Regions from separate parts of the Homo sapiens genome. Here region 1 is linked to region 2. A link is an interaction called in ENCODE POLR2A ChIA-PET data of the cell type or tissue named here. Cell type or tissue: OCI-LY7. All regions are shown on one strand. Links, peaks and the distances in the headings refer to the core of each region. The heading gives the core; the rest is flanking DNA. Region 1 overlaps CD84 (CD84 molecule). Region 2 overlaps LOC105371466 (a long non-coding RNA gene).

Region 1 (2,875 bases), core at 376-2,875, 170 kb before region 2:
ACTAAGACCGTGACATGGAAAGTCAACTAGCCATGCAAGACAGTCAGTGGTAAGTGTCAGAAACATGAAGGGAGATCCTGGGTAGAAGAGCTACATTTGACTGGCCACACAGGGAGGGGTTGGGGAAATTGTCTTTGGCCTAATCTGGACTCTAGAGTAGAAGAGAATTCCCATTGACCTGTGGGTGAGGCCTCAGCCAAGTGACTCCTGAGACATTCTGAGGATCCAAGCATCCATTTCAAAGGATGGCAGCCATTTAATCCCTGGGGGCTTCCTTTCTTCATCTTAAAAAGAGAACATTGGAATAGATCATTGCTAAAAAAACCACCTTTCACAGACTGTGGGTCTATATTTATTTGTGAGACAGATGCTGCCTCAAAGAAAACCATATACACATATATCATGGCTTCAAGGAACACCCAGCCAGCAGAGTCCAGAATCTATGATGAAATCCTGCAGTCCAAGGTGAGCTGATGCAATTCATGGACACCCCTGTGCCACCATCTCCATGACAGGGAGTCATGGGCAGCCATTGCCTCTGCTTGTTGTTGTCTAGAAAGCAGCCACGGCCAAGAGTCCAGAGGTTCCAACCAGGAAATACCATGTCAGGGAAGTGATGCCACGGATCTTTCTATGAGGACAGGAACGTGACCCATTGTCACCCCATGGCAGCCTCCATGGGCTGAGGCACTGAGTGTCCCACAGTGGGCCCGGCTCCAGGTTAGATGAGCCATGACTAGGAGCAAGGCGCCCCCTAGAGGGGCCACACAACAGAGGAGCTACTGGAGTGAGGTGAGGGCTGCTATGTGACTACCAACGTGGTGAACAGGTTGCTAAGGGGGCTACGAGGCAACAGAACTGACAGACAAGTTCCCTTGAATGCCCCTCCTGGTCTAGCAGCAGCGGCTTGCTTTCCTCAGACTCAGAGTCACTGTTCCACACCCCTCCTCCCATCCGCCCTTTACCTGCCTGCCCCTCCCTCCCCTCCACCCTGGATCGCCCTCTCCTGTGTCCCCACCAGCCTGCCTCCTTAAAGTCTGCAAGGAATCAAGGGGGAGACTGAGGTCTGCCTGGTCAGTCTAGCGCTGTGCTTGGACTGATAGGGCAGCTGGATCCATAGAGCCCATGGAAAGCTAAAATCCTGACTGAGCAGGACTCATCCTGAACCATGGGATCCCTCCTCTTGGCCCCTGAGGTTTTTCACCCCCGAGACCCTGCCCAACTGCTACCCATTCACCCCCACCTTATCCCTTCCTGATCCTAAGCCTCTCCAGAGTTGGATGGAGGCAGAACTGAGGCCAAAGGGGAGGCCACCCAGTAAATGTGGGACCAGGGAAGGATGGTGGGTAGAGGCAGAATTAGGAAAGGGGACTTGTAGATGGGCCTGGGCTCCCTCACTGAGGGGAAGATGTGTGTTTTACAGGTGCTTCCCTCCAAGGAAGAGCCAGTGAACACAGTTTATTCCGAAGTGCAGTTTGCTGATAAGGTAACCCCTTTCTGGCTTTTTATCCTTGCTTTCCTAACTCTTCCAGCCATTCTGGTGCACCCGGTCCATCCAACCAGGGGCTAGCTGGTTCCCCTGGGACTCCTTGTAGTTCTCAGGACCCACTGCCTAGGTTTTTGGTCTATATGTACTTCCACCCATGCACAAAGCCCCACTCCCTAGGTCAATGGCCATCCACGAGTTATCTTACTTGGGATGCTGATCCCACCCTTCAAATGCAGAAGTCCCTATGCCTCTGAACTACGGTATGGGAACTCCATCCCGTATAATACCTGGGGTCACTGCTAGCTCACAGTGTGAAAATGAGAAAACAGGTGCTTCCCTCTGAGCAAACACAGGCCCATGCCAGATGCCCAGATGGGTGCAATGGAGCAGAAGCTGAATTTCAGTTCATTTGCTCCCTCAGCTGCTCTTTTACCACACGCAGCCTGCACAACCATTTGTAGTGCCAAGTGCCTTGTGCCTTATGCCTGTGCCTTATGTCCTTCTCTGTCATATGCAAAGCCCTCTGACAGGACTTTAAATTTTGGGGATCTAAGGAGGGATTGTCACTATCTGAAGGTCCTCACTGCTGCTACAATCAGGACAGCTTTAGGGTTGCTTAAAGAATCATGTTTTCTAAGTATTCCTGTTTAATAGCTGAGTTACCAAGCAGGAAGCTAAACTGAGTACGAATTGAGAGTGATCCTATAAGGCAATAGGGAGGACATCTATGAGCTCGACAAGCAGGGCAGTGCTACTTCCTTTTAAGGAGGACTTGAAGCACAGGGCAGTTTGCTTGAAAAGATAAGCCAAATGGACTGGACAACCAGATAGAGGGACATTTACTTTCTTAGTGATCAGGAGAGGGAAGGAGGGAAAGAAAAAGAAGGGGAGGAATGAGGAAAGAAGAGGAGAAGAAAAGGAGGACAGGCAAGAAGTGAGGGTCAGGGTGCCCAGCATATTTGTGCCAGGATCTCAAGGAGAGTTGGAGGAACAAGAGTAACTTAACTTAGAAGGAGATAAAATTCGAGGGATTAATCATGGAATCCTGGATTGTGACATCTCAAGATAAATCCTTAAAGACAAGTTAGATAACAATTATTGGGTCAGTATTTAATTGAAAACCTAAGACTCCTCAAACCAATGGGAAGATTGTTTGCAGCCCTCTAAATGCCTAGAGCACAGGAGATGCTGGCAGTGAGTCCCCACTATGTATAGGTGAAAGTGGAGTTATTGGGATACAAAAAAACTAGGGGTCAACTAGGAACAAGGAATGCAGGTAGCTTGAACCTGAATGTTGCCTCAAGTCTATAATCAAAATCCATTCCAAATATGCCCCCGCCCCCATTCCCTCCCATTGCTCTTTTCTGGGCTAAGAAGTTAATTGCT
Region 2 (2,918 bases), core at 259-2,758:
CATCTCTACTAAAAATACAAAAATTAGCCGGGCATGGTGGTGGGCCCCTGTAATCCCAGCTACTTGGGAGGCTGAGGCAGGAGAATTGCTTGAACCCAGGAGGTGGAGGTTGCAGTGAGCAGAGATCATGCCATTGCACTCCCGTCTGGGGAACAGAGCGAGACTCCATCTCAATTAAAAAAAAAAAAATCAACCACTAGTGAAGTGGTAGGAAATGAAGAGCATCGTGAGCTGCTGGTGTGAATATAAATTGATACCTTTTGTAGGGTGATTTAGAAGTGTCTAGTAAAATTGAATATGTGTGTAACCTGCGATCTAGTTCCAATACCTAGGAGTATATTACAAAAATAATTCTGCAAAGGACATGTAAAATGACATACTCAAGGCTATTCATTGCAGCAAACAATTAGGAAAAATATCTTCTATGATAAATATATTGTGGAATGTACATATAGTAAATGTAGATACAAAGAATGAACTAAGTCACCATATATTGTTTTAAATTCCAACTCATATAAAAGCAGAATAGAATTTAATAACAAATGTTTGGTAAGAAGGAAAAGTAAAAGAAGCAGAGTGAGATGTACACTACAATATTGTTCTGAAATGTAAAATATGCAAAATAATCTAATGTATTGATCATGGATACATAAAGAAAGAAAATAAAAGAATAAAAGGTAGATTCAAAGACACACACTAAATAAATGAGTCAACGCCTATGGGGGGTGATAAAGAGAATTAGGTGGCTAGGCACAGTGCCTCATACCTGTAATCCCAGCACTTTGGGAGGCCAAGGTAGGTGGATCACTTGAGATCAGGGGTTTAAGACCAGCCTGGCCAACATGGTGAAACCACATCTCTACTAAAAATACAAAAATTACCCAGGTGTGGTGACACACACTTATAATCTCAGCTACTTGGTGGGCTGAGGTAGGAGAATCACTTGAATCTGGGAGGCAGAGCTTGCAGTGAGCTGAGATGGCACCACTGCACTCCAGCTTGGGTGACAGAGCAAGACTCCATCTAAAATAAAATAAATAAATAAAAATAAGGAGAATAAGGTTAGGGATGGGAAAAGAGGATGCAACAAAAAGGGATACATGAACCAATTATCTAGTGTGCCACAAAAAAAAAAAAAAAAAAAAAAAAAAAACCAATAAAACACTGAGGTTACTCAGGAGGCTGTAGCAGGAAGATCACTTGAGCCCAGGAGTTTGAGGCTGCAGTGAGCTAGGATAGGACCACTGCACTCCAGCCTGGACAACAGAGTGAGATACCATCTCTGAAAAAAAAGGGGGAATAAACACATTTTTATTTTACCTAAAATAAATTGCATTTAAATATATATATATAGCTTTAATTTTAAAAAGAATTAAAATAAATTTTAAATAGGCCCAGGATATGAACAGGAAATTCACAGAAGAAAAACAAATATCTAATAAGTACATGAAATTATCATCAACTTCAAATAATAGGAAAAATTCTAATTAAAGAAAAATTTGATATTTCCTTTTGCCCATCATACTGGCAAAAAAAAAAATGATGATATCCATTGTTATAAAGGGTAGGAGAAATGTAGACTCCTACATGTGGTTGGAAATAGCGTGGATTGATAAAGCCTTACTGGAGGGGAACTGGAAGTATCTATCAAAATGTAAAATGTACATTCTCTTTAATCCAGCAGTTTTATTTCTAGAAATCTACCTTCACAAAATGCTCATATAGGCCGGGCGCGGTGGCTCACACCTGTAAACCCAGCACTTTGGGAGGCTGAGGCCAGCAGATCACTTGAGGTCAGGAGTTCGAGACCAGCCTAGCCAACATGGTGAAACCAACGCCTCTACTAAAAATACAAAAATTAGCTGGGTGTTGTGGCACGCGCCTGTAATCCCAGCTACTCGGAAGACTGAGGCAGGAGAATGGCTTGAACCCAGGAAGCAGAGGTTGCACTGAGCCGAGATTGTGCCACTGCACTCCAGCCTGGGTTACAGAGTGAGACTCTGTCTCAAAAAAAAAAAAAAAAAATGCTCATATAAATGCACAAATATATGCATGAGATCATGTGCACTGCAGCATTGTTAATAATGAAAGATTGAAGCCATCAGCAGGAGGAAAGCTCAATGAATTATATACATATGTCCTATGCAGAAGTCTAAAAAGTGAAGATAGGGCCGGGTGTGGTGGCTCATGCCTGTAATCCCAGCACTTTGGGAGGCCAAGGTGGGTGAATTACTTGAGGTCAGGCATTTGAGACCAGCCTGGCCAACATAGTGAAACCCCACCTCTACTAAAAATATGAAAATTAGCCAGGCGTGATGTCGCACGCCTGTAATCCCAGCTACTCGGGAGGCTGAGGCACGAGAATTGCTTGAACCTGGGAGGCAGAGGTTGCAGTAAGCTGAGATTGGGCCACTGCACTCCAGCCTGAGTGACAGAGGGAGACTCTGTCTCAAAACAACAAACAAAGAAACAAACAAACAAAAAAAAGAAAACATGTTCAGAGATTTGAAGTAACTCACCCCAGGTCACACTGAAATCCATGTGCTAGCAGATAGATGATTTCAGTAAAGTTCAATGTGGTGAGTGCAATGATAGAGATATGCATAGAAAGACCAGGGAGCACACCAGGAGCCAAGCTGGGGCTATAGGAGAGACACACCAAGTTGGGGTACTTTTCTGAAGGCAAGGACATCTGCATTGTCTTGAAGGATGAATAGGACTCGTATAGGTGAAGTACAGGAGGAGGAACAACGGGAGCAAAGGAACGGCAGTCAGGAGTAACATGGACTGTGCCAGAGAGCTTTGAGTGCCTTCGAATTGTTAGAGCAAAAAGTACAAAGGACAGAATGGCCGATGGGGCTGGACAAACTGGCAGGAGCTGCACTGTGAAGGGACTTTCATACCATGTTGAAGAACTT

Evidence for each region. Peaks named below come from ENCODE experiments on the same cell type or tissue, not always from the same donor. Only the 100,000 strongest peaks of a DNase experiment are listed, where the experiment ranks them.
Region 1: POLR2A ChIA-PET joins it to region 2 with 7 read pairs; 2 of 35 experiments call an interaction of 5 or more read pairs at or near these places.

What each region holds. Positions count from the first base shown.
Region 1 is chr1:160,548,528-160,551,402 of GRCh38, reverse strand. CD84 (CD84 molecule) reads left to right here. Exons shown (of 7, transcript NM_003874.4): 5 at 368-465; 6 at 1,424-1,486. The region is part of intron 1 of CD84-AS1 (CD84 antisense RNA 1); the gene reads right to left. Among named protein-coding and RNA genes, the nearest start is that of CD84-AS1, 13 kb to the right of the region's middle. RefSeq lists enhancers at 466-695, 1,526-1,765, 2,863-2,875 and a silencer at 1,916-1,965. In OCI-LY7, for the core only: CTCF peaks have their summits at 541 and 756 (motif pointing left); DNase peaks (open chromatin) are centred at 752 and 1,882; H3K4me3 peaks cover 1,102 bases; H3K27ac peaks cover 2,240 bases.
Region 2 is chr1:160,379,700-160,382,617 of GRCh38, reverse strand. All of the region lies in intron 3 of LOC105371466 (a long non-coding RNA gene), which reads left to right. Among named protein-coding and RNA genes, the nearest start is that of NHLH1, 14 kb to the right of the region's middle. In OCI-LY7, for the core only: no CTCF peak of the experiment used is centred there; no DNase peak of the experiment used is centred there.